4 separate regions of the Homo sapiens genome follow, and regions 1, 2 and 3 are each linked to region 4. The links are chromatin loops, found by intact Hi-C in ENCODE. Cell type or tissue: CD4-positive, alpha-beta T cell. All regions are shown on one strand. Links, peaks and the distances in the headings refer to the core of each region. The heading gives the core; the rest is flanking DNA. Region 1 overlaps MSI1 (musashi RNA binding protein 1). Region 2 has its middle 28 kb from the start of HNF1A-AS1. Region 3 overlaps LOC105378258 (a long non-coding RNA gene). Region 4 holds the start of LOC105370031 (a long non-coding RNA gene).

Region 1 (7,722 bases), core at 1,037-6,036, 750 kb after region 4:
TGCCTATTTCACAGATGAGGAACCAAAGCCAGAGAAACATCAAGTCACCTGCCCAAGGTTACCCAACCAGCAAATGCAGGATCCAGGATTCCAGCTCAGGCCCGTCCTACCCAAAGCCTGTGCTATGACCACAATCCTTCTTTCTGGGTTTCTGTTTTTCATTGGTTAAGTGAGGGGTGGGCAAGATGTGCTGAACCTGAAATGATTGTCCCATTCGGGTGGTCCAGCTGATTTGGGATTGGGACTCAGAGTGGGTCCATAGGATGGGAGTGAGAGTGCCACTCTGTTGCGTGGGCCCCAGTACAGGCAGCTCTTTGAGAAGAGAGATGTCATGAGATTCTCCAGGGACCTTGTTGCCTCCTGGCTCAGTGGGGTCCTGGTTCTCCCAGTGGGAGTCAGAGGCCCACTGTAGCTTGATGCCTAAGGAGAGCTGGAGGATCACGGTAGTTCAGGGTGTTTAATGAGGCAGGGGAGGGCCTTTAGAAGGTAGATGATGGGGTCGGGCCTGGTGGCTCACGCCTGTAATCCCAGCACTTTGGGAGGCTGAGGCGGGTGGATCACTTGAGGCCAGGAGTTCGAGACCAGCCTGGCCAACATGGTGAAACCCCATCTCTACTAAAATACAAAAATTAGCCAGGAGTGGTGGCATGCACCTGTAATCCCAGCTACTCAGGAGGCTGAGGCAGGAGAATTCCTTAAACCTGGGAGGCGGGGGCTGCAGTTAGCCGAGATCATGCCACAGAACTCCAGCCTGGGTGACAGAGTAAGACTCTGTCTCCAAAAAAAAAGAAGGTGGTGGATGCTGGGCCTGGAAGTAGAGGGAAGGAGAGTAGGGAAGAGGCTGGTTACCCATGGCTTGATGGCTTGAGAAAAGTTTTTTTTTAATCCTTTGGATGTCTGGTCATTTGGGGGAGGGTTGGGGCCTGGAGTAGGATTGGGTTGGGTATCAGAGGCAGCCCCTGATTTATACCAAAGGTGACTCAGACCTTAACTAAGAAAGAGGGCAAGGAGGAGGCACCAGATGCAGGCAAATGGAAGGTGGCACCAAGGCCTTTGGTGACCGTATATCCAAGGGGTACCTAGAGGAAGTAACAAGAGTAGACTGGGGTCCAAGAGAGGATGGATGATGTAGATCCTCCCCCTTTCCCAGTCTCCTTCCCTTCCCCCAGTCAGTGGGAGGCAAAGCAGCCCAGGCACTGAACTCTACTTGCTTTAATTACAGCCTCTAGCAAAAGGAAACCTCAATTAGAGGAAAAGATCTGTAGCCGGAGAGGGGAGTCCAGTCTGGTTGCTGTCCTCCTGGCCTTTTACAGAAAGGGATGAGGCTTTTGCTTCCCCATCTTGTCATTTTCCTCCCTCCCATATTTCCTTCTCTAGCATCTTCTCTGTGCCTCCCCAGTTTGGTCAAGGTCTTGCTGTGTGATCTTGGGCAGGCAACTTCACCTCTCTGAGCCTACTTTCTTATCTACACCATGGGGATCTTACCATGCAGGGAATGTTGGGAGGACAATGGAGCTTAATAAATGCAGGCTGGTGCATTGAGATGATGGTGATTGAAAAGGGTTTTCAGTGGGGTTGCAGAAGGAAAGTTGTCCCCTGTGCAGGGAGCAGGTTGAAGGTCAAGCCTGGAGTGGGCAAGAGGGCAGTGGGTTGCCAGAGCCCCTGTTCCTTGGTGGTAGTGGGTTCCGCTGGTATCTGCTGGGTCCTCCATGGCGGGCTGTGTTTCAGGTGGACGACGCCATGCTGATGTTTGACAAAACCACCAACCGGCACCGAGGTGAGTGTGGCCCCCTCCCCCTTCCCAGGCTGGGCCCCGTGGTCAGCCAGGGGGCTGCAGGTCACAGCTGCCCTTTCATCTCGCCTTCTGACATCCTATCCCCCAGGATCTGCGTCCTCTCCCAGGCCTGGCCTTACAGAAGGCTTTTGTCCCACCATTTCCTGTGCTAGAAACTTGCCGAATTGCAGACACACGAGACGAACAGAGGAGTACCCACCCCCCCAGTCCCTGCAACCCACTGAGTCTCCTACCCCCACCCTAGTGGTGTCTGCCTCTGCCCGGGCTTACCTTGTCCCTGGTAACCAGAGCTTAGGCCAGGCCGCCCAGGGTCAGGCTGACTCCACAGCCCCAGGCAGTCACCTCCTGCCCAGCCCCCAGCCCCCAGCCCCGTTGCCTCTGAACCTGTGAGCATCTGGGCCACACCGTGTGCGTGTGCGCCACCTGGCTGTTTTTCTCCCGAGGGCCTTACCTTCTGAGAAATCCCTTTCCAGTCCCTGGGGCACACCCAGGAGGAGACAGGGTTGTTTCTCCAGTTGTTTCAGGACTTTTAGTCCATTTTGGGAGTGGGGTATGTGTTCTGTGTGTGTGTGTATTTGTATCTGTGCAAAAGGGGGTATCTGTGCCTAAATATCTGTTTATATCTGGTATGTCAGGGTAACTGCATGTGTCTGCGTGATACGCAGGTATCTAGATGTATGCATGCGTGAATGTGTGTCTATGTACATTTGTATGTTTGGACATGTACACCTTTGTGTAAGTTTAAATGAGTGTGCATGTGTGTTCCTTCTTCCCTCTTTGGAAAACACCTGAGGACTAGAAAAAGCATGTTGAGTGTATTCTCATCACAGCTCTACCACTTTCTAACTTGCTGTGTGACCTTGGGCAAGTTACTTCACTTACCTGAACCTTATTTTCCTCATCTGTATTCTGGGACTTGAAACCCTGTCTCAGTGGATAGTTGAGAGGATTCCAGGCTGTGAGCAGAGCCTTTCATTAACTCTCACTCGCCAGAGAGAGAGGAGCGGGGATATTGGTACGACCTGGGGTTGAGTTTTGACCCTGCGCTCTGGTTCTGACCTTGCCTTTATCCTTTGTCCAACCTCTAGGGTTCGGGTTTGTCACGTTTGAGAGTGAGGACATCGTGGAGAAAGTGTGTGAAATTCATTTTCATGAAATCAACAACAAAATGGTGAGTTGGGTCCGGGCGCAGTGGCTCACGCCTGTAAGCCAAGCACTTTGGGGAGGTTGAGGTGGGCAGATTACATGAGGTCAGGAGTTTGAGACCAGATTGGCCAACACAGTGAAACCCTGTCTCTACTAAAAATACAAAAATTAGCCAGGCATGGTGGTGCGTGCCTGTAATCCCAGCTACTTGGGAGGCTGAGGCAGGAGAATCGCTTGAACCCGGGAGGTGGAGGTTGCAGTGAGCTGAGATTGTGCCACTGCACTTCAGCCTGGGCAACAGAGTGAGTGAGACTCCGTCTCAAACAAAACAAAACAAAAACAAAAACATGGTGAGTTGGGATTGGATGGAGCGCAGGCACAGAGAAGACTGGGGCTCCTTGTGGGGCCTGCCAGGGAAGCTATGAGGTTCTAAAGGCAGGCAGAGGGGCTTCGAGTGAGTGGAGGCAGAGCCAGTTCTTCCAACCCCTAAAAACCTAGACAGGGAGGCAGTGTCACACGGTAGTTAATCAGGCAGATGACCTCCCTTCTCTGAGCCTCAGTTTCCACATCTGTCAAATGGGACTGGAAAAGCTCCTCCATCATAGTATTGGTAGTATTGGTGTAAGCATTCATTGAACGATTGCATGCAAAGCCGTTTACACACTCCCCAGCACATAGTGAGTGCTCCATCAGTGGTAACCATGAAATAGTTTTCAGCTGGACAGTGAAATTAATAAAATTAATAAAGGGGCTTTCCAGGGAACAAGAGGGCTAATGACTCTAGCTCTGTGGGAAAGACTAACCGCCAGGTCTCATTGCAGGTGGAATGTAAGAAAGCTCAGCCAAAGGAGGTGATGTCGCCAACGGGCTCAGCCCGGGGGAGGTCTCGAGTCATGCCCTACGGAATGGACGCCTTCATGCTGGGCATCGGCATGCTGGGTATGCGCGAGCCTGCGCCTGCGGCTTCTTTCTGCCAGAACTGCTCCCAGGACTAGCAGGGGCTGTGTGGGTGTTGCACCTCCCCTGTGGTCTGCCCTCCTCCTGTCTGAGTCATTGAGCAGGAGTGGGGACAAGGGATCTGTCGGGTCTGGCAGTCCTACCCAAGGTGGGGTGGTTTGGTTGGGGGGTGCTGCCCTCTGGTGGTAGCCAGCAGAAAGGTCCAACCATATTCATTGGTCCTGTCAATCTGTCCATTCTCTCGTCCATCCATCCCTCCATCTGTCCATTCCTCTATCCATTCATCCATCCAGTACACAGTTATTGAGCAACTCTATATGCCAGACATTATGCCAGGAACTGCAACAATGACTTTCTTTACAATCTGGCAGGGAAAACAAGTAAGAAGATAAAATAGATTTCAGATGCAGAAGTGTAGGGTGCCGAGGGAGTGTGGTCACAGGGAACTTGACCGTGACTTGGAGAAGTGGGAAAAGAAGTTACATTTAAGTTGAGTCTGCGGGTGGAGTAGGAGCCAGTGATGGGGAGGCTGGAGAGACGGGAAGGGGAAAAGTGTTCCAGGCGGAGGGAACAGCATTTGCAAAGGCCAAAGGCCTTTGGAGGGGGCAAAAGGAAGGCTGCCTGGTCTTATTCATTCAGGTAATATTTATTGAGCAACTTCTGAGAAGGAGAGCCTGCTCTCATGGGGCTCTCCTTCAAGTTGGAGACAGGAGTAAATGGGCACTGCCACTACAGAGTGACTGGAGGCTGTGGGAGGCCCCTAAACCCACCTGGAGGTTGAGGAGACTTCCTGGAAGAGGTGAAGGCTGCCATGAGCCTTGAAAGCTGAGCAGGAGTCAGCTGTGCTTTGGGTCCAAGACTGAGGGTGGTAAATCTGAGTTTGGCCCCCCAGGAAGCTCATAGGCTCCCTGGGGAGATGAGATGTGTACACACAGAAAGAGAACAGTACAAGGGGGTCTTTATGCCAGGCATGGGGGAGTGGCACACAGAGAGGTACTCTGGGAATTCAGAGGAGGGGGCACGGCATGGGCTAGAGGGTCAGAAGTCGGGGAGGCGAGCAGCCTCCAAATAGGGCACAGTCTTCCTTGAAGCTTTTCTTTTTTCTTTAACATGTTATTTGGAAGTAATCCCAAACTCAGAGGAGCTGCAAAAATAAAACAGTACAAAGAACATCCATATACCCTGTTATCAGATTCACCTGTTCTTAACATTTTGCCCCCATTTTGGTTGATCAGTTTTACTCTATGTGTATATATGTGTGTGTATGTGTGTTTGCAAATATGTATGTACACATGTATAGACACACAGACTTGTGATTTTTCACTGAATCATTTGAGGGCTAGTTACATGCATCGTGGCCCTTTACCCTTTGATGCTTCCTAAGATTAGGGATATTCTTTCATGTAACCACAGTTTAGTTATCAACTTCCTAAGTTTATAATTGATACAATATTTTTTTCTTTCTTTTTTTTTTTTTTTTTGAGACGGAGTCTCACTCTTTCGCAGGCCGGACTGCAGTGGCGGGATCTTGGCTCACTGGAAGCTCCGCCTCCTGGGTTCACGCCATTCTCCTGCCTCAGTCTCCCGAGTAGCTGGGACTACAGGCGCCCGCCACCGTGCCCAGCTAATTTTTTGTATTTTTAGTAGAGACGGGGTTTCACTGTGTTAGCCAGGATGGTCTTGATCTCCTGACCTCGTGATCTGCCCGCCTCAGCCTCCCAAAGTGCTGGGATTACAGGCGTGAGCCACCGCGCCCGGCCTTGATACAATATTTTTATCTAATCTACTTTCTATTTTCCAATTTTATCAATTGACCCAATAATGCTCTTTTTTTTTTTTTTTTTTTTTTTTTTGGTAGAGACGGGGTCTCACTATGTTGCCCAGCTGGTCTCGAACTCCTGGCCTCAAGCAATCTTCTCACCTCAGGTTCCCAAAGTGTTGTGGTGGTAGGCATGAGCCACCATGGCCAGCCAGACCCAGTAATGCTCTTTATAGAATATTTTTGTCCTTCAGAATAAGATCCAGGCTAGAATCAGGTATTGTAGTTAGTTGTCTTGTCTCTTTCACTTTGTTTTATTTAGAACATTGAGAAAGTTTTATTCTAAGGTGATTCATGAGCTGTTTTCACCCTTCATTTAAGAGGTGGAAAAAGAAGTTAGGCACCTTGGCTCACGCCTGTAATCCCAGCACTTTGGGAGGCTGAGGCGGGTGGATCACCTGAGGTTGGGAGTTCGAGACCAGCCTGACCAACATGGAGAAACCCTGTCTCAACTAAAAATACAAAATTAGCTGGGGGTAGTGGCACATGCCTTTATTCCCAGCTCCTCGGGAGGCTTAGGCAGGAGAATTGCTTGAACCTGGGAGGCGGAGGTGGCGGTGAGCCGAGATCATGCCATTGCACTCCAGCCTGGGGAACAAGAGTGAAACTCCATCTCAAAAAAAAAAAAGTGGAAAAAGAAATTATCTAACAAATAGTGAGATCGGTGGTTAAGAGGCTTGGAGCCCGTCAGATCTGAATTTTAATCTTAATTGCACCATTATTGCTAACTATTGGATTTTTCTTTGAGAAGACAGAAAATCAGCACTTAAAGAAATCATGAGTACTTTCTGGCCAAGTGTGGTGGCTCATGCTTGTAATTCCAGACCAAGGCAGGAGGATCACTTGAGGCTAGTAGTTCGAGACCAGCCTGGGCAATACAGCAAGACCCCATCTCTACAAAAAAATTAAAAATTAGCCAGGCATAGCAGCACACACCTTGTAGTCACAGCTACTAGGGAGGCTGAGGCAGGAGAATCACTTGAGCCCAGAAGTTTGAGGCTGCAGTGACCTACAATTGTACCACTGTGCACTCCAGCCTGGGCAAAAGAGCAAGATCCTGTCTCTAAAAAAGAAAAAAGAAAAAAAAATCATTATATAAGTTCAGATAATGATCATCAGTACTAAGAAAAGCCAAGGTGACATGATAGAAATTGTAGCTGATGGGAAGGAGGACACCTATGGGAAGATGTTTCGGAGTCTTGTACAATGAGAGGGACTCAGGCATGTAGTCATCTGGAAAGAGTGCTCCAGGCAAAGGCACCAGCATGTGCAAAGGCCCTGAGGTGGGAATGAGCTTGGCAAAGCTGAAAAACAGCAAGGAAGCCAATGTGGCTGGAGCAGAGGGAGGGAGGAGCAGTGTGCAGGAGATGAGGACAGGAGGGAAGCAGGAGCCAGAGCTCAAAGAGCATTGGATTATTCTCAGCCAAAAAGTGTCACCTTTCAGAGCCTCAGTTTCCTGTCTGTAAAATGGGGTGCCTAACAGTACCTACCTCTAAGGCGAGTTTAACGGGATAATAGTGTGCAGTGTGCTTGGCACAGGGCTTGGTATGAAGAAGGTATTTGGAGGGTATAGCTATTATTCATGATAAAGGAAGGTGAGGGGACATGAGTGGCTCAGGTCCTTCTCCATGATCAGGATCCGCCCTGTGGATGAGCCATCTGACACTGCCCCCTTGCCCCATCAGGTTACCCAGGTTTCCAAGCCACAACCTACGCCAGCCGGAGTTATACAGGCCTCGCCCCTGGCTACACCTACCAGTTCCCCGGTAAGTCCTGCTCAGTATCCCTCTGCTGCCAGCATGCCCCTGGTTCCCGGGCAGTCTGACTTCTCAGGGTGGTGTCTAGGGGTGCATGGCTGGGGGTCTGCTTGCTGGAGGCTTGGAAGGAAGGGCATGTCTGAGGAAAGAGGGCCTCTCCCCACCCATCCCCCCCAAACCCCTCCCCAGAAGCTGGGGACAGGGGCTCCCAGCGTGGCCCTGCATGGCACCGTTTTCTCCCAGGCCAT
Region 2 (7,722 bases), core at 1,167-6,166, 170 kb after region 4:
CGATTCTCCTGCCTTAGCCCCCCGAGTAGCTGGGACTACAGGTGTGCACCACCAAGCGTGGCTAATTTTTTGTATTTTTAGTAGAAACAGGGTTTCACCATATTGGCCAGGCTGGTCTTGAACTCCTGATCTCGTGATCCGCCCGCCTCGGCCTCCCAAAGTGCTGGGATTACAGGTGTGAGCCACCACGCCCAGCCAAGAATTTATTGAACCCAGGAGGCGGAGGTTGCAGTGAGCCAAGATCACACCACTGCACTCCAGCCTGGGTGACAGAGCAAAGCACAGAAAAGGGGAGGGGAGAGGAGGGGAGGTTAGTGATTACTTGGGAAGCAAGGGAGGGTAGAATAGGCCACGCAACTCTGCCCTGGTCTTATCAAGAAGCATGCGCTTTCTCTCCTGGAATTTTTTTTTTTTTTAGATGGAGTCTCGTTCTGTCACCAGGCTGGAGTGCAGTGGTACAATCTCAGCTCACTGCAACCTCCACTTCCCGGGTTCACGCCATTTTCCTGCCTCAGCCTCTCGAGTAGCTGGGACTACAGGCGCCCACCACCACGCCCGGCTAATTGTTTGTATTTTTAGTGGAGACAGGGTTTCACCATGTTGGCCAGGATGGTCTCAATCTTTTGACCTCATGATCCACCCACCTCGGCCTCCCAAAGTGCTGGGATTAGAGGCGTGAGCCACCGCGACTAGCCCTCTCCTGGATTTAAATAGTAGCAGCTGCAGTGAGCATTTGTGGGCTTGGGATATTCAGTGGTCAGCAGCACTTCATTCCCTATGGAGACCTACCCTCCTTTGTGAGCAGTCACAGGAGAGTGGGTGACACACCTGCCCCCTACACAGATGTACAAACGTCCAGTTCTCCCCGTCTCTGCTCCAGCTGCAATCAAATGGTGGGCACATAATCCAGGCTAGGGCAGCCACATGTTCCCTCTAGGACTCGGCCGTTGAGTGAGCAATTTGGGGCTGAGAGGAGTGATGGAGGCTGTCCGGGCCAGGCGATCACAAAAACACATGAGGAGGGCCAGCTCACGCCTGTAATCCGAGCACTTTGGGAGGCCAAGGTGGGCAAATCACTTGAGGTCGGGAGTTCGAGACCAGCCTGGCCAACATGGTGAAACCCCGTCTCTACCAAAAATACAAAAATTAGCCAGGCATGGTGGCATGTGCCTGTAATCCCAGCTACTCGAGAGGCTGAGGCAGGAGAATCACTTCAACCTGGGAGGCGGAGGTTGCAGTGAGCAGAGATAGTGCCATTGCACTCCAGCCTGGGTGACAGAATGAGACTCTGTCTCAAAAACAAAAAAGGACATGAGGAAACTTCTAGGAGTTGTAACGATATTAATTATTTTGTTCTTCTTCCCCCCCCCCCCTTTTTTTTTTTTTGAGACAGAGTCTTGCTCTGTTCCCCAGGCTGGAGTGCAGTGGCATGATCTCAGCTCACTGCAACATCCACCTCCCAGGCTCAAGCGATTCTCCTGCCTCAATATCTTGAGTAGCTGGGATTACAGGCGTGCACCACCACACCCGCCTAATTTTTGTATTTTTAGTAGAGACGGGGTTTCACCATGTTAGCCAGGATGGCCTCGATCTCCTGACCTCGTGATCTGCCCGCCTCGGCCTCCCAAAGTGCTGGGATTACAGGCATGAGCCACCATGCCTGGCCAATTATTTTGATCATGGTGATGGTTTCACAGGTGTAGGCTTATATCAGAATTCATAAAATTGCGTGCTTTAAATGTGTACAGTTTATTGTATATCAACTATACCTCCAAAACACTCTTTTTTAAAAATATACTCACTCTGGCATTTTTTTGAGACTGAGAAAAGATTTTAATTACTTCCAATTATATTTTTCTGCCAAATAAGTCACCATGCAGAGACGAGGCAATGAGAAGCCTTAGTTATATTTGGCTTACATATATTACGCATAGAGCTTGGTGCCTGCCTCAATAAATAGCAGCGCTCCAGATATCATCTGACTGACACAGAGGAAAACTCTCTATTTAGACCAGAAGTTGCAAACTCAGAACCCTTTAGGGTCCAAGCAGGTGAAGCAAAGCAAGACAAGCGTATACAACATGTAATGGCAGAGACTATGGCAAAAAGAATTTATGTCCAATCTAAGTGCATTTAATTGCTGAGTGCTAAACAACAGACATTGGTGGCCTGAATTGGGCAAGTCCTGGGGTGTGGTCTTGAGGGACCTTCACTCTCCCTATAACTAGATACTCCATGTAAAATGGGTCCATGTAACTTAGTGATGTGATAGTGTATTAGTTCATTTTCACAATGCTGATAAAGACATACTGGAGACTGGGTAATTTAGAAAGAAAAAGGGTGGACTCACAGTTCCACGCGGCTGGGGAGGCCTCACAATCATGGCAGAAAGCAAAAAGCACGTCTTACATGGCAGCAGGCAAGAGAGAATGAGAGCCAAGTGAAAAGGGAAACCCCTTATAAAACCATCAGATCTTGTGAGGTTTATTCACTGCCCTGAGAGCAGTATGGGGGAAACCGCCCTCATGATTCAATTACCTCCCACCAGGTCCCTCCCACAACACATGGGAATTATGGGAACTACAATTCAAGATGAGATCTGGGTGGGGACACAGCCAAACTATATCAGATAGCAACAGCTGATCTTTTAGAAAATGCTTTTATTGGCGGGGCGCAGTGGCTCATGCCTGTAATCCCAGCACTTTGGGAGGCCGAGGCGGTTGGATCACCTGAGGTCAGGAGTTCGAGACCAGCCTGATCAACATGGAGAAATCCTGTCTCTACTAAAAATACCAAATTAGTTGGGCGTGGTGGTGCATGCCTGTAATCCCAGCTACTTGGGAGGCTGAGGCAGGAGAATTGCTTGAACCCAGGAGGCGGAGGTTTCGGTGAGCCAAGATCACACCATTGCCTCCAGCCTGGGCAACAGAGTGAGACTCCGTCTCAAAAAAAAAAAATTAAAAAAATTAGCTGGGCATAGTGGTGGGCACCTGTAATCCCAGCTACTCGGGTGGCTGAGGCAGGAGAGTCACTTGAACCTGGGAGGCGGAGTTTGCAGTGACCCTAGATTGCATCACTGCATTCCAGCCTGGGCGACAGAGTGGGACTCCGTCTCAAAAAAAAAAAAAAAAGAAAGAAAGAAAAAGAAAAAAAAAGAAAATGCTTTTATTTGGTGCTCCCAAGAACTCTGTGCACTAGATAGGATTATTTCCATTTTTCCAGATGAGAAAACCGAGGCTCAGAGATATCACCTAGGCTCCTCCCCAGGGCCAATGAAACAAAGACCCAGACTTACTTCTTCTTACCCTGGCCTGAGTTTTGTTTTGTTTTTTTTCCCCACCCAGCCACACCGAGATTGTATTGGCTTTGTTTATTTCCATGGGGTAAACCCATGGAAAAACCCAACTTTCTCTTCCTTTCTGAAATGACTGCTTCCAGGGGTCAGTGAAGTTTTGGAAGAAGGAGAAGGCGCACGGCCCCCTGGTGGATGCTCTCGGAACTCTAAGGGTTGGAGATACATACTTCTACCCACCTGCCCATTTCAAGTTGATATTTTTGTTTTTTATAAGTTCTCTTCTTAAGAAGTTCATCTGGCCGGGCACAGTGGCTCATGCCTGTAATCCCAACACTTTGGGAGGCCAAGGTGGGTGGAGCACCTGAGGTCAGGAGTTCAAGACCAATCTGGCCAACATGGTGAAACCCTGTTTCTACTAAAAATACAAAAATTAGCTGGTCATGGTGGTGTGCTCCTGTAATCCCAGCTACTTGGGAGGCTGAGGCAGGAGAATCACTTGAACCTGGGAGGCGGAGGTGGCAGTGAGCTGAGATCACGCCACTGCACTCCAGCCTGGGTGATAACAGTAAGACTCTGTCTCAAAAAAAAAAAAAAAAAAAAAAAGAAGAAGAAGAAGTTCATCTGTGTCCAAGAATTCTGAGATAATAATACAGGTAAATCCACTTTAAGAGATCCACTATTTAAGAACTTATTTTGCAAAATAGATTTGTTTATTCATTCCATAAATACATATAGCTGGTGTGTGACAATCTTAACAGTGAGTGGGGGCTGGGCGCGATGGCTCATGTCTGTAATCCCAGCACTTTGGGAGGCCGAGGCAGGAAGATCACTTGAGGCCAGGAGTTTGAGACCAGCCTGGCCAACATGGTGAAACCTTGTCGCTACTAAAAATACAAAAATTAGCCAGGCATTGTGGCGCACACCTGTAATCCCAGCTACTTGGGAGGCTGAGGTGGGAGAATCCCTTGAACTCAAAAGGTGGAGGTTGCGGTGAGCTGAGATGGCACCACTGCACTCCAGCTTGGGCAACAGAGCAAGACTCCATCTCAAAAAACAAACAAACAAAACAAAACAAAAAAACAGTGAGTAGGACTAACTCCATGCCAGACACAGCTTCAAGTGCTTTCTAGATATTCAAATATCTGTCAAAGATATGTCAAAAAAAGCAATAATTTAAGGTGGGTTCTGTTATGTCTTATCTGCTTGGTCAGCCACAGCAAAGTACTGTAGATTGAGAAATTTCTTCCTTTTTTTTTTTTCTTTTTGAGACGGAGTCTTGCTCTGTCACTCAGGCTGGAGTGCAATGATGCGATCTGGGCTCACAGCAACCTCCACCTCTGAGGTTCAAGCAATTCTCCTGCCTCAGTCTCCCAAGTAGCTGGGATTACAGGTGTGTGCCACTATGACTGGCTAATTTTTTTTGTATTTTTGGTAGAGACGGGGTTTCACCATGTTGGCCAGGCTCATCTTGAACTCGTGACCTCAAACGATTTGCCCACCTCAGCCTCCCAAAGTGCTGGGATTACAGACATGAGCCACTGTGCCTGGCTAAGAAATTTATTTCTTATAGTTCTGGAGGCTGGGAAGTCCAAGATCAAGGTGTTGGCAAGGTAGATTTTATTCTGAGGCCTCTTCTCTGGCTTGTAGACAGCTACCTTCTTACTGTGTGCTCACGTGACCTCTTCTACCTCTCTTTTCTTTTCTTTTCTTTCTTTCTTTTTTTTTTATTTTTTATTTTTTTTGAGACAAAAATCTCGCTCTTGTCCCCCAGGCTGCAGTGCAATGGCACGATCTCTGCTCACTGCAACTTCTGCCTCCAGGGTTCAAGTGATTCTCCTGCCTCAGCCTCCCGAGTAGCTGGTATTACAGGTGCTCACCACCACGCCCAGCTAATTTTGTATTTTGAGTAGAGACAGGGTTTCACCGTGTTGGCCAGGCTGATCTCAAACTCCTGACCTCAAGTGATCCGTCCACTTCAGCTTCCCAAAGTGCTGGGTTTACAGGTGTGAGCCACCCTGCCTGGCCCTCTTTCTTCTTTCTTTTCTTTTCTTTCCTTCTTTTTGAGACAGAATCTCACTCTGTCACCCGGGTTGGAGTGCAGTGGCGCAATCTTGGCTCACTGCAACCTCTACCTCCTGGGTTCAGGTGATTCTCCCATCTGGGCCTCCCACGGGACTACAGACGCGCACCACCACACCTGGCTAATATTTTTTTTTCTGAGACGGAGTTTCACTATAATTTCCCAGCCTCAGGTATTCCTTTGGCAACATCTATGGCCTAAGAGAGGTAGGGTGAGGGTGGAATGGTGGAATGGGTGGTCTCTTCTCCAGGCCTCCTTTAAATGGACACCTTGCCCTCTAGTGTACCTCACCCTCTTTCCCCACCAGCATAAACATCTTTTTTTTAATTTAAGAGATGACGTATTGCTATGCTGTTTGGGCTGGTCTTTGAACTCCTGGCCTCAAGCAATCCTCCTACCTCAGCCTCCCAATGTGCTGGGATTACAGGTATGAGACACCAAGCCCAGCCCATCTACAATGCCCAGCTCACATAAACATCTTGATTCAACATACAGAAAACTTCAGGAGGGCATCAATTTTTGAAGAGTCAAGGTGGTCCTATCTAGAATCAACCATAAAGGGAAGGGAGGGAGGAAAAGATGCCTGACACATTTAAGCACTTGCCCTGTGCCACTGTGTTTAAATTATTTCATTCATTCATTCATTCATTCATTCATTCATTCATTCGGAGGAGGAGGAGGAGGAGGAGGAGGAGCCCCATGAGACAAAAAAAAAGGGCTCACCAAACCTATTTCCTCTTTCTGAGCACTGACTGGGTTACAGTTCCTAGCCCCCTTGCAGCTAGAAAGGGACATGTACTTTGCACTGTCAGTGGGCAGAAGGGATGTACCCGCCCACCAGGGCTGGTCATAAAACATCCAGTCTGATCTTTCATGCTCTGTCTGTCTCCTGTCCATAAGGATGAGGGCAAAAGAGTTTAAGATGGTGGAGCCTTATTATGCAAAGGAACCCAATCCCAGCGTCCACTGGAAGAAGACTGCCCAGGACTTCTACCTTCCCGGGAACATCTGCCCAGAGTCCACCAGCTGGAAGAAGACTGCCCAGGACTTCTACCTTCCTGGGAACATCTGCATCAGACTCTGTGGGGTAGGGAAATAAACCTTCATTGTGTTCAGCCAGCGAGATATTTGTCATTGTTACAGTAGTGAGCCAATCCTGATAAATACATGGTATTTGATAGACCCATTTCACAGAACGGGAAAACAGAGGCTCAGTAGATGGAGCTCACACTACTCATAAGTAGTACAACAGGGATTTGAACCAAGCTCTGTCTGACACTAGATATCCCTTTCATTGGTTCTTTTTCTGTTTTTGTTTTTGTTTTTAAGAGATGAGGTCTCGGCCGGGCATGTAATCCCAGCACTTTGGGAGGCCAAAGGGGATGGACCACTTGAGGTCAGGAGTTTGAGACCACCCTGGCCAATATGGCAAAACTCCTTCTCTACTAAAAATACAAAAATTAGCTGAGCATGGTGGATCATCCCTCCAGCTACTTGGGAAGCTGAGGCAGGAAAATCGCTTGAACCCGGAAGGCAGAGGTTGCAGTGATCACACCACTGCACTCCAGCCTGGGCGACAGAGCAAGACTCCATCTCAAAAAAACAAAACAAAAGAGATGGGGTCTTACTCTGTCCCCCGGCCTGAAATGCAGTGGTGCAACCATATCTCATTGTAACCTTGAACTCCTGGACTAGAAGCCATCCTCCCGCCTTGGTCTCCCAAAGTGCTAGGATTACAGGCATGGGCCATCACATCTGGCCTCATTTGCCCTTTTCTTTCTTTAAACAACTTTTTTTTTTTTGAGACAGTCTCACTCTGTTGCCCAGGCTGGAGTGCAGTGACGCAATCTCCCCTCACTACAACCTCCCCCTCCTGGGTTCCAGTGATACTCATGCCTCAGCCTCTCAAGTAGCTGGGACCACAGGCACAGAGCACCACGCCTGGGTAATTTTTGCATTTTTAGTAAGAGATGTCATCTACTCCACTAGAGCCACCGTGCCTGGCCTAAACAACTTTTTTTTTTTTTTTTTTTTTTTGAGACGGAGTCTTGCTCTGTCGCCCAGGCTGGAGTGAAGTGGCACGATCTCGGCTCACTGCAAGCTCCGCCTCCTGGGTTCACGCCATTCTCCTGCCTCAGCCTCCCTAGCAGCTGGGACTACAGGCGCCCGCCACCATGCCCGGCTAATTTTTTGTATTTTTAGTAGAGACGGGGTTTCACTGTGTAAGCCAGGACTAAACAACTTTTTAAAAACTGCATAAGAAGCTGGCACAGTGGCCGGGCGCGGTGGCTCACGCCTGTAATCCCAGCACTTTGGGAGGCCGAGGCGGGTGGATCCCGAGGTCAGG
Region 3 (7,722 bases), core at 1,653-6,652, 49 kb after region 4:
TGCATTGAGGCAAAATTCATCAGTAATTTATAGCCAGTAGATCTATCTTGTAAGAAATGTTATTTAAAAAAAAAAACCAAAAAAAAAAAAACTTGTTCAGAGACAAGGAAAATAGGTCAGAAACAACATCACTTTTGAGCTGAAATTTTTATTCACTATTTTATGTCATTTTTCTTTAAAGGGATCTAGAAAATTTTAGAAGCTCCACAAACCCTGGATAGGCTTTTGCAGCCAGCCATGAGCTTATCCCGCCCCTCTCACTCCACCTTATCCACCCACATTTCCAAAAACCCAGTCTTATTTTGTGACCCAGAGTCACAAGCTCCCCAAACGTGCTCAATACGTATGCTCCCAACAAATGGCAAAATCTTATTTTTACCATTAACGAAAAGAAGAAGAAAATCATTCTGGCGTTTTGTTGATGATGGTTGAGATGAGGGCAACTTCGAACTTAGAACCCTGAGTGGAACCGCTTTTTGTTCTTCCTGGGAATACCTGTTGGAAACAAGAATTAAAGAATGTGGTTACAGCCGGACGCGGTGGCTCACACCTGCAATCCCAGTACTTTGGGAGTCCGAGGCAGGCGGATCACCTGAGGTCAGGAGTTCAAGACCAGCCTGGTCAACATGGCGAAACCCTGTCTCTACAAAAAATACAAAAATTAGCCAGGGGCGGTGGCTTGTGCCTGTAATCCCAGCTGCTCAGGAGTCTGGGGCAGGAGAATCATTTGAACCCAGGAGGCAGAGGTTGCAGTGAGCTAAGATCCCACCACCGCACTCCAGCCTGGGCAACGAGAGCGAGACTCTGTCTCAAAAAAAAAAAAAAAAAAAAAAATTAAAAAAAAAAAGAATGTGGTTATTAGAGGCAATTCAGGATTATCCAGGCTTCCCTTGAAGAAACATATGCAAGGCTCTAAAATGGGAGCCAGATGGAAGAAAAAGTTGCAGGCTTACTGGGGAGGTGGGAAACACCCGGATCCCAGTCCCACATGTGACTTGAGAGCTGAGAGGCTGATGACTAGATGCCCTGCTGCCCCAGGGCTCCCTTCTGACTGATATGAAGGCTGGAGATTTTCCCTACACTATCCCTTAGCACCCAGCATGATGCACAAAAAACAGGAATTCAATAAAAAGGTTTGAGATGTGACTCTTGTTTAGGATGTCTTTTGGTCCTCAAGAATCTTCCACAGGAGAAGCCAAGCATGGTGGCATGCACTGTAATCCCAGCTATTCAGGAGGCTGAATGAAGCAGGAAGATCCTTTGAGCCCAGGAATTTGACTCCAGCCTGGGCAACATAGCGAGACGCCCCTCCATCTCTAATAAAAATTTTGAAAAATAAAAAAAAGCATCTTCCACAGCAGAGATTCTTTTTTTTTTTTTTTTTTTTTGAGACGGAGTCTCGCTCTGTCGCCCAGGCCGGACTGCGGACTGCAGTGGCGCAATCTCGGCTCACTGCAAGCTCCGCTTCCCGGGTTCACGCCATTCTCCTGCCTCAGCCTCCCGAGTAGCTGGGACTACAGGCGCCCGCCACCGCGCCCGGCTAATTTTTTGTATTTTTAGTAGAGACGGGGTTTCACCTTGTTAACCAGGATGGTCTCGATCTCCTGACCTCATGATCCACCCGCCTCGGCCTCCCAAAGTGCTGGGATTACAGGCGTGAGCCACCGCGCCCGGCCCAGAGATTCTTTTTTTATTTTTTTGAGACAGAGTCTGACGCCCAGGCTGAAGTGCAGTGGCACGATCTTGGCTCACCGCAACCTCTGCCTCCCCAGTTCAAGCGATTCTCCTGCCTCAGCCTCCCGAGCAGCTTGGATTACAGGCGCCCACCACCACGCCTGACTAATTCTTTTGTATTTTTAGTAGAGATGGGGTTTCACCATATTGGCCAGGCTGGTCTCAAACTCCTGACCTCAAGTGATCCACCCGCCTCAACCTCCCAAAGTGCTGGGATTACAGACATGAGCCATCGTGTCCGGCCCCATAGCAGAGATTCTTAACTTGGGGTCCAGGAAGCCCCTGAAATTGCATGCAAAATATTAGCATTAACATGTTTTTTAGAGGGAGGGCCCCTTGCATTCATCATTTTCTCTGGTGCTCACAAGACTTCAAAATGTTAAGAAACACTGGGGTAAATGAAGAAGCAAGCACCTCCAGGAAGGAGGTCCCGCACCACCATGCACAGAGTGTCTGCAATGCAGAACCAGAGAGGACCTTTGGGATGGTCCACTGTGGTTGAGCCACCATACTCAAAGATGGGGACCCTTGATAGATGCCTTGACGAAGCAAGCAGAAGGTCACCAGGAAGTTCTCTGTCCTCCACCATCTATCCGTTTTATGGACTAAAAAATAGTCACAAGATTGAAGTGCTTTTGCTTCCTAGGAAACATGGTGTCATTCATTCATTTATTCAGCCAACATTAACTGAGGCCCCATTGTGTGCCAAGAAATGTGCTAGACCCTGGGACCACGTGCTTCTCACGCTGAAGATTCCCAGTAGAGAAGACACATAACAAACTGCCCGTAGAATGGGGCTGCCTTATTCATTTATGTATTCTCCAAGCCTCGCCCAGTGCCCAGCACGTAGTAGGAGCTCAATAAATAATAAGTGCCTTGGGCAGTAAGATAATGTCGTGGGTAAACCTCTGGCATTTAGAATCAGAGAACCTGGGTTTGAATCACAGCTTGTCCACTTCTTTGGTGTGTGACTCTGGGCAGGCCACATCATCTTGCTGAGACTCGATTTCTTCATAATGTAACATGGTGTGAACCTGCATCACAGAGTCTTGTGGGGATTATGGGAACTAAACTGTGAAAAGAGGCTGGGTGTGGAGGCTCGCGACTCTAATCCCAGCACTTTGGGAGGTCAAGGCAGGCGGATCACTGGAGCCCAGGAGTTTGAGACCAGCCTGGGCAGCATAGCAAAACCCCATCTCTACAAAAAAAAAAAGTACAAAAATTAGCCAGGCTCAGTGATGCATACTTGTAGTCTCAGCTACTCAGGAGGCTGAGGTGGGAGAATCACTTGAGCCTGGGAGGTGAGGTTGCAGTGAGCCCAGATCATGCCACGCACTCCAGCCTGGGTGACAGAGCCAGATCCCATCTCAAAAAAAATAAAGAATAAAATAAACTGTGTAGAGAGCCTGGTATACACGAAGTGCTTGATAAGTATAGCTATTGGAGTTAATATCAATACCATAATGTCAAAGAGCCCTGGTAAACACTCTGGGCTCCTGTCTGCCTTCTGAAAAACAAGGATTAAGCAGATCCCCTCTGTCTCTTCTGTACTAGGATCCTAGGAACTACAAATGGTGATTGTTTTAGGTGGGTGTGGAGCATCATCTTGTGGAAGAGAGGAAAATTGACAAAAATGTCGCAGTTTCCTATTAAGAATATATATTGGAATTCACAGTTTTTAAAATATGAGTACATATACCAAAAATGCCCTAATGCAAGGTGATCCCCAAATCCAATCAATTTTTCCAATGGACTAATAACAAATATTTGCCAGGGAGAAAATAAAAATGTGTTTGAGAATCACATGGATCAATGGGGAAAAACATAAAAATAAATGAAAAATAAAAATATGTTGGCATAGCCCTAATTACATAAGCTTAAGGGAAATCAAATATGCACTTCCAATATTTCGTTAATTTATTTAGATACAGCTATACATTTGTATATGTTATGGGGTAATATACAAATATTACTCTTTTCCACTTTCAGTTTTCAAAAAGATTTTGTAACTCAAGCTCTTCACAGGCATCTCCCACTTAGTGGTTTTCCCTCTCCAAGGCAATTTTTGAATCTTCTAAGCCTGTGTTTCAGGGCTCAGTATTTTTTACTCTGTTAAGCAGAGTGAGAGACAGGCTGTCATGAATCTGGACATTTTTATTTTTAATTTTTTTTAGACAGGGTCTCATTCTGTTGCCCAGGCTGGAGTGCAGTGGTTTGATCACAGCTCACTGCAGCCTCGACTTCCCAGGCTCAGGTGATCCTCCCACTTCAGCCTCCCTAGTAGCTACGGGCACATGCCACATGCCCGGCTAATTTTTTTGTATATTTTGTAGAGATGGAGTTTTACTATGCTGCCCAGGCTGGAAATCTGGACATTCTTAACAAACCTCAGTGACATATTTATGCGTTGTTAGGGCATTTTTAAAATGCATCCTATAGGTGCATACTTATGGCCTCCACAGTATCAATGTGGGATTTACTTTCTTTCCTTTTTTTTTTTTTTTTTTTTTTTTTTTTTTTTTTTTGAGACAGTCTGGCTGGAGTGCAGTGATGCCATCTCGGCTCACTGCAACCTCCGCCTCTGGGGTCAAGTGATTTTCCTGCCTCAGCCTCCCAAGTAGCTGGGATTACAGGCGCCTGCCACCACGCCTGGCTAATTTTTTTGTATTTTTAGTAGAGACGAGGTTTCATCATGTTAGCCAGGCTGGTCTCAAACTCCTGGCCTCAAGCGATCCTCCCGCCTCGGCCTCCCAAAGTGCTGGATTACAGGCGAGAGCCACCGCGCCTGGTCGCTAGTTGAGATCTTTAAAAGCCAATGTGTCTACCACAAACTGTCAGTTTGCTCTTCAAAATGAAGTTCTTGAGAGAACAGCGCCCCCTAAAGACAATTTTTTAAAAGATTACCTCCTTCCTGTGGATTATTGGTGAGGGGATAGGGGAGACCTAAATATACGCAACAAAACAAGTAGTAAAGGGGTGAGTATGTCTTTGCTTTTAGAAAATAAAGAGTCAATCCCAGGCCCCAGGACTCCCGGGGCTCAGCCCAAGCCCCCATCCCCTCACCCCAAGGAGCCAGCACCTTCTGATTCCGGGGCAGACACTACTGAGTTCCCGTAGGGAGACAAGGTCTGCTCCTGCAGCAGGAAATAGGGGATGGAGAGGTGGGGGCAGCCCAGCTCCAGGACACCCTGGGAAACTCCCAGCCTGAGAACCTTCCTCTCAAGGAAGCCCAAGGGGCACTTGGCTCCATCTCCAGCCTTTTTTCCTGGCAACCTCAAATGGAAAGAGAAAATTCCTCTTTCAAAGCTCAGCAAATTTTCTGTTTCCAATTAAAACAAAACAAAACAAAACAAAAAAACCCAAACAAACAAAACAAAGTTCAGTTTCAGTTTCCATTCTCAGCCGGCAGGAGAGATGGCTGCTGAACTAAGGCAGCCCAGCAGAGGGAGGCTCAGCTGATGCCTGGAGGGCCCCCTAGCCCTCTCTGCACCCTAAAAAGAGGAAAGTAAGCTTAGTGATTCTTCCGTCGGTGGCTCACGCCTGTAATCCCAGCACTTTGGGAGCCCAAGGCGGGCAGATCACCTGAGGTCAGGAGTTTGAGACCAGCCTGGCCAACATGGTGAAACCCCGTTTCTACTAAAAATACCAAAAATACCAAAAATTAGCCGGGCGTGGTGTCAGGTGCCTGTAATCCCAGCTACACAGGAGGCTGAGGTGGGAGAATCCCTTGAACCCGGGAGGCAGAGGTTGCGGTGAGCTGAGATCACGCCATGGGTGACAGAGCAAGACTCTGTATCAAAAAAAAAAAAAAAAAGAAAGAAAAAGGGCAGCTAACTCTCTCTCTAACCCACACCATCTCCCTGCCCTTCTGCAGTTCTGTGGCCTACTGGACAAAGGCTGGGAGTTGCCCCTTACAGGGCTGGGCAGAAGCAGAGACGATTCATTCCTGGTCCCACAGAGATGGCAGGCTTCCAGGACCTGTATGACACCCCTGGGGACAGGCTGGATGTCTTCATAAAACATCCTTCCAGTCTGCCTTCGTAAAACAGCCTCCAGCCCCAGGGAGACTGGAAGGATGAAGTGAAGGATGCCGGGCATTGAACTGAGCAGTTCTTGAGGGATCAGTTCTTCTATAATGAGCTGATTCTGGACCAGGAAGTCAGGGTGCTGAAGATGGCAAAGGTGAGCACTCAGGAACCCCCGGGGTTCAAATCCCAGCTCTGCCCTGTGGGACTGTGGGGCTGTGGGATAGGTAAGGGATGAGTTATTTTGTCTCTCTGAGCATCGGTCTCTTCCTCTCTAAAACCGGTTTCTAATGAACAATAAATGGGATAAAGCATAGAAAAGTGCTCTTAAGCAGTAAACTATTCTACAAATCTGGATGATGATGATGATGATGATGATGATGATGATGATGATTTGGGATCCAGCTCTCTAAGTGCCAGGGAATCAAGTGGACTATGGGTAGCAGGTTTGTATAAAATTTATGCCTTTTGGCCAGGCACAGTGGCTCACACCTGTAATCCCAGCACTTTGGGACGCTGAGTGGGGAGGATCACTTGAACCCAGGAGTTCAAGGCCAGCCTGGGCAACATTGCAAGACCTCATCTCAATTATTTAAAATTTTAAACTTTTTTATATATTATTTAAAAAAAATTTTTAAAGAAATTAAAATAAAATTTATGCCTTTTGTTTCCTCTTTAACCAGCCCCACTTAACCCCTAAAGTCATCAAGATCATCTATATTTTCCTTCTAAAATGGCACTGACTGGCCGGGCGCGGTGGCTCACGCCTGTAATCTCGGTACTTTGGGAGGCCAAGGCAGGCGGAACACGAGGTCAGGAGATCGAGACCATCCTGGCTAACATGGTGAAACCCCGTCTCTACTATAAAAATACAAAAAAAAACTTAGTCAGGTGTGGTGGCAGGCGCCTGTAATCCCAGCTACTCGGGAGGCTGAGGCAGGAGAATGGTGTGAACCCGGGAGGCAGAGCTTGCAGTGAGCTGAGATCACGCCACTCCAGCCTGGGTGACAGAGTGAGACTCGATCTCAAAAAAAAAAAAAAAAAGTAAAAAAATAAAATGGCGCTGACTGATTTTGTTAGAAACTACCTAGCAATTAGGTAATATCAGAGGGTACTCTCTGGGTTCAGAGGGTTTGTTAGAGGCTGACCATGGAATCAAATACGTATTTATAGCATGGTTTCCCCTGGGAAAGTACTAAACTATAGTTCAACTTTTAACATATCACCCTAAATCAAAAATGCCTTAACCATAAATCTAGATTTGGTTTATTTTGCTAGAATGAAAGACATCTAACATTATCTTAAGCAAATCAGACTTCACCTGGGAGTGGCAATGGCTGCCGAGAATACGACTGAAAAGGAAGGAAATGCAGCTTTAATGAATCTTCAGGCCAGGCACAGTGGTTCTCGCCTGTAATCCCGGCACTTTGAGAAGCCAATGTAGGCAGATTGCTTGAGCCCAGGAGCTCAAGACCAGCCTGGGCAACATCACGAAAACTTGTCTCTACAAAAAGCACAAAAAAATTAGCCAGGTATGGTAGCATCCACCTGTGGTCCCAGCTACTCGGGAGGCTGAGGTGGGAGGATCACTTGAGGCCAGGAGGTCGAGGCTGCAGTGAGCTGTGGTCATGCCGCTGCACTGTAGCCTGGGTGACAGTGTCTCAAAAAAAGAATCTTTAAATACGGAGTCGAAGGCAAATAATCAGGAGTGTTACTAGCAAACCCTGAGCTTCAAAACAGAAATTCGAGCTTCCATGGTTGCTTAAAAAGATACAACTTTGCCCTTCTGGCTTCTGGCTCGTCCACACATCTGCATGTGCCCTAAGGTCCCTCTGCTGCAGAGCTCTGGCAGCATCTTTGCTTTCCAGATCCAAAACAAAAACACAAAGAAAAGGGGAATCCCGATCAGAACCAGAAATAGAATGCGTATTCTCTTAAGAATGGGTTCGAGGGTGTTCAAGTA
Region 4 (7,722 bases), core at 1,313-6,312:
ACAGTGTCTGGCACATAGTAGGTGCTCAATGAATGTTTGACAACCACATGAATGAATGAATCAATCAATCACAGAATGGATGAATCATCGAATGAATGAATGATTATATAGTTCATTTGTCATTTGGCTGAGTGCCTGGGACAGGGCTGCATCCGAGCAGCTGTTCATTAAATAGGTATGGACAGGTTCCTGTAAATGTTCCCTTCTGAAGCAGCTGGGGAGTGAGGTCCTGGCGGGGGAACACCCGGCCTCACAGCTGTGGTTCCAGGTCATGATAAATTGCTGTGGGAAGCCACAGAGCAGACAGCTCATCACACATTGTAATGGATTCATTGTCTTCTCTCGTGGCCCCCTTTATCTCAAACTCTCAGCAGACAAGGGTTAAAAGGGAGTGAGCTGAGTGAGGGCCTGTGGATGCTGCTCTTCAGGAAAAGGAGGGAAAATGAGCCCAGACAGGATCATCGTTAACCGGCTCCAAGGTCAAGAGCCGGGTTAGAACGTTAGAATTAGAGATGGGGGCAGGGATGGCGGCGGGACTCTCTCCATCACCACACCCTATCTAATTCATTTATTCAACAAATATTTATTGAGTACCAGAGACTCTTTGGGCATATGTGAGTTAACAAAACAGATGAAATCCTTACCCTGTTGGAATTTATATTTTAAAGAAGCAGGATGAACAATGGACACATAGGCCGGACATACCATGTGTGAGGGGCCCTGTGCATTAGGAGAAAAATCAGGTAGGGAGGGAAGATAAGGCATGTTTGGGGCTGAGTTTTTCCATTGAGGTGAAATTCAAATAACATGAAATTAATCATTTAAAAGTGAACAATTGGCCAGCGCGGTGGCTCAGGCCTGTGATCCCAGCACTTTGGGAGGCTGAGGCGGGAGGATTGCTTGATCCCAGGAGTTAGAGACCAACCTAGGCAACACGACAAGACTCCATCTCTGTTTTTTTTTAAGTGAACAATTGAGTGGCATTTAGTTCATTCACAGTGTTATGTAACCACTATTTCTGTCTAGTTCCAGAACATTCTCATCACCCCAAAAGGAAACCCCGTACCCATTTGGCCATTCCTCCTCCTCCAGCCCCTGGTAACCGTTGCTTTTCTTTCTCTGTGTGGGTTTGTCTGTTTTTGGATATTTCACATAAATGGCATCATACACTATGTGGCCTTTTGTGACTAGCTCCTTTCACAAGAATCTCACCTTGTTTTCAAGGTTCATTCATGTGGTAGCATGTGCCTTTCATTCTTTTTTATGGCTGAGTAAAATTGAATCACATGGATAGACCACATTTTGTTAATCCATTCGTCTGTTTAGGGACATCTGGGTTGTCTCCATCTTTGGCTACTGTGAATAGTGCTGTTGTGAACATTTAGGTTACAAGTATCTGTTTGAGGCCAGGCATGGTGGCTCACGCCAGCAGTCCTAGCACTTTGGGAGGCCGAGGCGGGTGGATCACTCGAGATCAGGAGTTCGAGACCAGCCTGGCCAACACGGTGAAACCCCATCTCTACTAAAAATAAAAAATAAAAATAAAAATGGTATCTGCTTGAGTCCCCATTTTCAATTCTTTGGGGTAAAAACCTAAAAGTGGAACTGCTGGGTATATGGTAATTCTATGTTTAACTTTTTTAGGAATGGCCAGTTTCCCACAGCAGCAGCACCATTTTACACTCCTATCAGTAATATACAAAGCTTCCAATTTCTTCATCTCCTCACCAATACTTGTTATTTTCCATTTTTAAAATAACAGTCATCCTAGTGATAGGAAGTCGTGTGTCCTGTGGTTTTGATCTGTGTTTCCCTAATACATATCATTACGTGGTGAGCATCTTTTCATGTGCCCATTGGCCGTGTATATATATCTTCTTAGATAGTCCTTTGCTCACTTTTGACGTTGGTCATTTGTCTTTTTGTTACTGAGTTAAAAGCATGGAGCTAACTTATTTTTATTTATTTTTATTTTTTTATGTTTTTTGAGACAGAGTCTCATTCTGTCGCCCAGGCTGGAGTGCAGTGGCGCAATCTCGGCTCACTGCAACCTCCGCCTCCCAGGTTCAAGTGATTCTCCTGCCTCAGCCTCTCAAAGTGCTAGGATTACAGGTGTGAGCCATGACGCCCAGCCTGAACTTTTAAATAGGGTGATCAGAAAAGACCTCCCTAAGATGATGACTTTTTTTTTTTTTTTTTTTTTAAGATGGAGTCTCACACTGTTGCCCAGGCTGGAGTGCAGTGGCGCGATCTCGGCTCACTGCAAGCTCCGCCTTCCGGGTTCACGCCATTCTCCTGCCTCAGCTTCCTGAGTAGCTGGGACTACAGGTGCCTGCCACCATGCCCAGCTAATTTTTTGTATTTTTAGTAGAAACTGGGTTTCACCATGTTAGCCAGGATGGTCTACGATCTCCCGACCTCGTGATCCACCCACCTTGGCCTACCCAAAGTGCTGAGATTACAGGGTGAGCCACCGCGCCCGGCCAGATGATGACTTTTAAGTGAAGACCTTAAGAAGGTGATGGGGGATGCCAAGGTGATATCTGAGAAGAGCATTCCAGGCAGAGAGGATGTCACATGCAAAGGCCCTGAGGTAAGTCACTTTCATTTGTCTGCAACTCGGTTTTCCTGTCTGCAAATGGGGAGGAATAAAACCATGAAGCATCACGTCAAATGCTGGCAAATTATCAACACCTGGGTTCCCCACAACTCTTGCTCTTAAGCAAGATACTTAATGTCTCAGAGCTTCCATTTGCTCACCTGTAAAATGGTGATAATAATAATTGTACCGACCTCACAGTGTTATCAGATTAAAAGAAATATGATTTGCCAGGGCTTGGCACACAGTAGTGTTCAGAAATGCAGGGTTTGAACCCAGACCAGGAGGACTTCCAGTCCTGAGGGGCGATCACAGCTCACTGCAGCCTTGACCTCCCAGGCTCAGGTGATCCTCCCACCTCAGCCTCTCAAGTAGCTGGGACTACAGGCATGTGCCACCATGCCCAGCTAATTTTTGTATGTTTTGTAGAGATGGGTTTCACCATGTTGCCTAGGCTGGTCTCAAACTCTTAGGCTCAAGTGATGTGCCTGCCTTGGCCTCCCAAAGTGCTAGGATTACAGGTGTGAGCCACTGTGCCTGGCTCCCCTCCCTCCCTCCCTCCCTTCCTTCCTTCCCTTCTTTTTTTTGAGTTAGAGTCTCACTCTGTCCCCCAGGCTGGAGTGCAGTGGCACAATCATGGCTTACTACAGCCTTGAACTCCTGGGTTCAAGCCATCCTCCTGCCTCAGTCTCCCAAGTTGGGATTACGGGCACGAGCCACTGCACCTGGCTCAGTTCCCCTCATTTCTATGGGAGAGTCTGAAGGGTTTCATAGTGTGGGGGCCTGTGGTCCATCCTGACTGCTACCCTGTACACACACATGTGTCTGCCCAACAAATACCATTCGGGGAAATAACAAAACACAAGATCTATCTTTTTCAACACAAGTTACCATGGTGTTTTGCTTTGTCTTGTTTTTTGGTGGCAAATAGATTGTGGGCCTTGGGGTCTCAAGTGAGTGTTCAGATCCCAGCTTCCGTGCTTTACTGGTTGTTGGACCTCCGGCAGCACCCAAGAGGACTTTGGGCCTTATGGGGCCACACAGATGGTTATCCTGGTATGAAGAAAAGGACAAGAAACCCGAGCAGTTTGGGTGGCAAGGGAAGAACAGGAGAGAGAAATTCCAATCAGCCTATTTAAAATGCCGTGCAGAGCCTAGTGAGAGTGAAACGACAATCCACTAGTTTCCAGCCCTTATTTTTCTCCCTCTAGAAAGAACTAGGAATTAGGAATCTCAGATTCGAGCCATCACTTTGTCCAAAGCTAACTCTGTGCCCTTGAGCAAATCCCTTCCACTCTCTGCCTCAGTTTCCCAGGAATCCCTTTGTAAAGACCTTTTCCTCTCTGTAACCATGGTGGTGCTGCTACTGACCAGCAGAGGGCAGTGTTGCACCAACATTCTCTATGGCTCTGCATTGCTTTTGCCTGACCTTGGACGGGAACATTGAAATCATTAATTAGTGGTCAGTGTCATCATCTTTTTCAAAAGGCCTTATTTTATCCTCAGTGCATAGTCAGAACAAGGTCTTGCCACAGTGTACAGATGAGGAAGCAGAGCCTCAGAAACATAAGAAACTTAATTACTGGTAATTTTGGTCACACCACGTCCTAAATTTAGACTCTCAGAATGGTATGAACCCATTGCTGTGTGTCTGAGCAGCAAAGCATTGATAATCCATTACCTGCTTTATGCATCATGAAGCACTTTCTGATCCTCAATATCAGACAATTCTCATCTTATTCTCCTCCAGTTTGTAAATGAGCAAACTGTGGCTTCTAGAGGCTATATCATTTGACTTACAGCTTTTTTTTTTTTAGAGAGGCCCAGGCTGGCCTCGAACTCCTGGCTTCAGGTGATCCTCCCACCTCAGCCTCCCAAGTAGCTGGGATTACAGGTGTGAGCCATTGCACCTGGCACCAGCATATTCACAATCAGTTCCATCTTAGAGACTGTTTGGTGGACTCCCAAAAATATTAGTTTAAAAATGACAGAGCCTGGCGTTTTGCAATTTTTATGTGATGAAATGTACTGAGTTCTCATATAAATATTGCTCCTTGTTTTGCAAAAGGAATTAGGCCCCTTTCCCTGTCTCAGCAGCTGCACCGGTTATTAGCAATCCCCTAGGGAACTGGAATAGCTTTAGATCAACAGTGGTTCTCAAAAGGGACTATCAAATGACACACCTGTCCCCAGCTCCAGATTCCGATATCCACACCCCAAACATCCAATCACTGTTTCTCATAGTCTTTTGATGTTTTTTGTTTTTGTTGTTTTTGGTTTTTGGTATTTTTTTGAGACAAAGTCTCGCTCCGTCGCCTGGGCTGGAGTACAGTGGTGCCATCTCGGCTCACTGCAACCTCCACCTCCCAGGTTCAAGCTATCCTCCTGCCTCAACTTCCCACCATGCCTAGATAACTTTTGTAATTTTAATAGAGATAGGGTTTCACCATGTAGGCCAGTCTGGTCTCAAAGTCTTTTTTTTTTTTTTTTTTTTTTTTTTTTTTGTCAGAGTCTCGCTTTGTTTACCGAGCCAGAGTGCAGTGGTATGATCTCGGCTCACTGCAACCTCCACCTACCAGGTTCAAGCAATTCTCTGGCCTCAGCCTCCTGAGTAGCTGGGATAACAGGTGCACACCACCTTGCCTGGCTAATTTTCGTATTTTTAATATAGTTGGGGTTTTACCATGTTGGCTAGGCTGGTCTCGAACTCCTGACCTCAAGTGATCCACCCACCTCACCCTCCCAAAGTGCTGGGATTACAGGCGTGAGCCACCAGGCCCAGCCTAATTTTTTGTATTTTTAGTAGAGACAGGGTTTTGCCATGTTGGCCAGGCTGGTCTCAGACTCTTATCCTCAAGTGATCCAGCTGCCTCAGCCTCCCAAAGTGTGGGGATTACAGGTGTGAGCCACCGCACCCGGCCTTCTGCTTGATCAATTCTGCTATTAAGACTCTGATGCATTCTTCAGTATGTCAATTTCATTTTCAACTCTAGAATTTCCTCTTGATTCTTTTTAATTATTTCTATTTCCTTGTTACATTCATCTGATAGGAAATCTGAATTCCTTCTCTGTGTCATCTTGAATTGCTTTGAGTTTCCTCAATACAGCTCTTTCAAATTGTCTGCCTGAAAGGTTGCCTATTTTTGTTTCTCCGTGATTGGTCCCTGGTGCCTTATTCAGTTTGGTGAGGTCATGTTTTCCTGCGTGGTGTTGATGCTTATGGATATTCATCAGTGTCTGAGCAGTGAAGAGTTAGGCATTTATTGTAGTCTTCACAGTCTGGGCTTATTTGTGCCTGTGATTCTTGGGAAGGCTTTTCAGGTATTCAAAGGGACTTGAACCCCGAACCCAATAAAACTGTAGTTCTGCGGACTCGTAAAGGTACCACCTTAGTGGTCTTGGAGAAGATCCAGAAGAATTCTCTGCATTACCAGGCAGAGATTCTTGTTCTTTTCCCTTGCTTTCTTCCAAACAAATGGAGTCTCTCTCTCTCTCTCTCCAAGCTAGGCCTCTTGGAACTGGGGGTGGAAGGACACAAGAACCCCTGTGGCCATCACCACTGGGACTGCACTGGTTCAGACCTGAAGCAGCCCAGCACTGGGTCTCACCTAAGGTCTGCTAGAACTGCTACCTGGCCATCACCTGAATTCACTCAAGGGCCTGGGACTCTACAATCAGCAGGTGGCAAAACCAGCCAGGGTGTTGTCCCTCCCTTCAGGGCAGTGAGTTCCCTGGGAAGGTCCAGAGATGCTGTCTGGGAGCCAGGGATTGATAAACCTTAGAATTCTATTCTAAGATAGAATAGAATTCTATAGATGTATCATTCCACTGCAGGTAAGCTGGCACTCAAACCACAAGACAAAGTCCTTCCCACTCTTCACTCCCCTTTCCTCAGTCAGAGGAACCTCTCCTTGTGGCCACCACTTCCACCAGCCTGCAAGGAGTTCTCCCAGGCCACTGCTGATGTTCACAAAAACCCCGAGGGCTCTTCAGGCAGCCTGCGATGAATGCTATCAGGCCTGTGACTCATCCTTCAGGCAGTGGGCTCCCCTTGGCCCAGGGCAGGTCCGCAAATGCTGACCAACAGCCTAGGCCTGTACTCAGGGACCCCAAGAGCCTGCTTGGTGCTCTACCCCACTGTGGCTGAGCTGGTACCTAAGGGGCAAGACAAAGTCCCCTTTACTCTTCCTCCTGCTTTTCTCAAACAGAAGGCATCTTTCACTGTAGCCACCACAGCCGGAAATGTGCTGGATCACACCTGAAGCCAGCATGTCTCAGAGCCCAGTGCCCACAGGTGGATGGGAAGTAGGATTTAGTGGTGAGTATTAAGAAGGGGCAGCACAGCAGAAGCCCTCACGAGTGCAGGGCCCACTACTTGTCCAGAGGGCCACAATGAGGATGTACTTGACCCCACACCCATCTCAGATGAGCCACTTCTCAGCCACCGTGTCTTCAAATTCATCTTCACTGAACTTGGTGAAGACCCACTTCTGTGAGATGTGGATCTTCTGGCAGCCAGGAAACTTGAACTTGGCCCTGAGCAGGGCCTTAATCACATGCTCCTTGTTCTCTGGGTTCAAGGCGGATGGACATGATAATTGGCCAATGTGAACCCCAGCCACGGTGCCCCGGGGCTTTCCAAAAGCACCTCACATACCTTTTTGGAGCCTACACTGGGGTAGTGCAAGGTCAGAGACATGAACATCCATCTGAGGGCCTGTCTCCAAGGTCCCTTAGAGCAGCCATACAAGAAACAGGCTGCATACACCACCAAGGAAGCTGCTGTTTGCAGCCATTGCACACGTCCCCCATGAGGCGAGGAACTCAGCCAGCTGAGTTGGCTGTAGATGCCCGCAGCATATTACCTGGCTATGGCTGTTGGTTATACAGGGCCCAGGGGCTCCTTAGTCAGCAGATGATGAATGCTGCCAGGTCTCTGCTGTGATGGGACAGCACTGAGTTCAATGTAAAGTCCCCAAGTTGCTAGCTCTCCCTCTCCCAAATGCACAGATCTGTCTGTGCCACATGGCCACTGCCAGGGGTGGGAGTAGGGGGTGGCCCAAAGAACTCCCTTAGCTGCCCCAGCTAATGTCTCAGGAGGTTGTGTGCCCCTGACTCCACAG

The links. Hi-C counts contacts between places; a loop is a spot of excess contacts. Peaks named below come from ENCODE experiments on the same cell type or tissue, not always from the same donor. Only the 100,000 strongest peaks of a DNase experiment are listed, where the experiment ranks them.
Region 1: a loop joins it to region 4, with 8 times the contacts of the local background. A loop is called at or near these places in 5 of 110 quality-filtered maps.
Region 2: a loop joins it to region 4, with 14 times the contacts of the local background. A loop is called at or near these places in 13 of 110 quality-filtered maps.
Region 3: a loop joins it to region 4, with 11 times the contacts of the local background. A loop is called at or near these places in 29 of 110 quality-filtered maps.

What each region holds. Positions count from the first base shown.
Region 1 is chr12:120,353,060-120,360,781 of GRCh38, reverse strand. MSI1 (musashi RNA binding protein 1) reads left to right here. Exons shown (of 15, transcript NM_002442.4): 7 at 1,729-1,777; 8 at 2,884-2,966; 9 at 3,763-3,880; 10 at 7,403-7,483. Among named protein-coding and RNA genes, the nearest start is that of MSI1, 12 kb to the left of the region's middle. RefSeq lists enhancers at 1,186-1,797, 1,798-2,410, 3,847-4,347. In CD4-positive, alpha-beta T cell, for the core only: CTCF peaks have their summits at 3,913 and 4,116 (motif pointing left); a DNase peak (open chromatin) is centred at 4,051; H3K27me3 peaks cover 379 bases.
Region 2 is chr12:120,940,496-120,948,217 of GRCh38, reverse strand. No RefSeq gene overlaps it. Among named protein-coding and RNA genes, the nearest start is that of HNF1A-AS1, 28 kb to the left of the region's middle. In CD4-positive, alpha-beta T cell, for the core only: CTCF peaks have their summits at 3,270 and 3,473 (motif pointing left); a DNase peak (open chromatin) is centred at 3,467.
Region 3 is chr12:121,057,643-121,065,364 of GRCh38, reverse strand. LOC105378258 (a long non-coding RNA gene) reads left to right here. Exons shown (of 4, transcript XR_007063492.1): 4 at 5,609-6,075. It also overlaps the pseudogene OASL2P. Among named protein-coding and RNA genes, the nearest start is that of OASL, 22 kb to the right of the region's middle. RefSeq lists enhancers at 4,784-4,963, 4,984-5,153, 5,274-5,363. In CD4-positive, alpha-beta T cell, for the core only: a CTCF peak has its summit at 4,641; DNase peaks (open chromatin) are centred at 4,604 and 5,164; H3K4me3 peaks cover 861 bases; H3K27ac peaks cover 556 bases.
Region 4 is chr12:121,106,767-121,114,488 of GRCh38, reverse strand. LOC105370031 (a long non-coding RNA gene) reads left to right here and starts at 5,567. Exons shown (of 4, transcript XR_945458.2): 1 at 5,567-6,917. It overlaps LOC105370030 (a long non-coding RNA gene), which reads right to left and starts at 2,534. Exons shown (of 3, transcript XR_007063494.1): 1 at 2,435-2,534. It overlaps LOC124900320 (small nucleolar RNA SNORA70), which reads right to left and starts at 7,446; the gene lies at 7,315-7,446. In CD4-positive, alpha-beta T cell, for the core only: CTCF peaks have their summits at 3,783 and 3,984 (motif pointing right); a DNase peak (open chromatin) is centred at 3,978.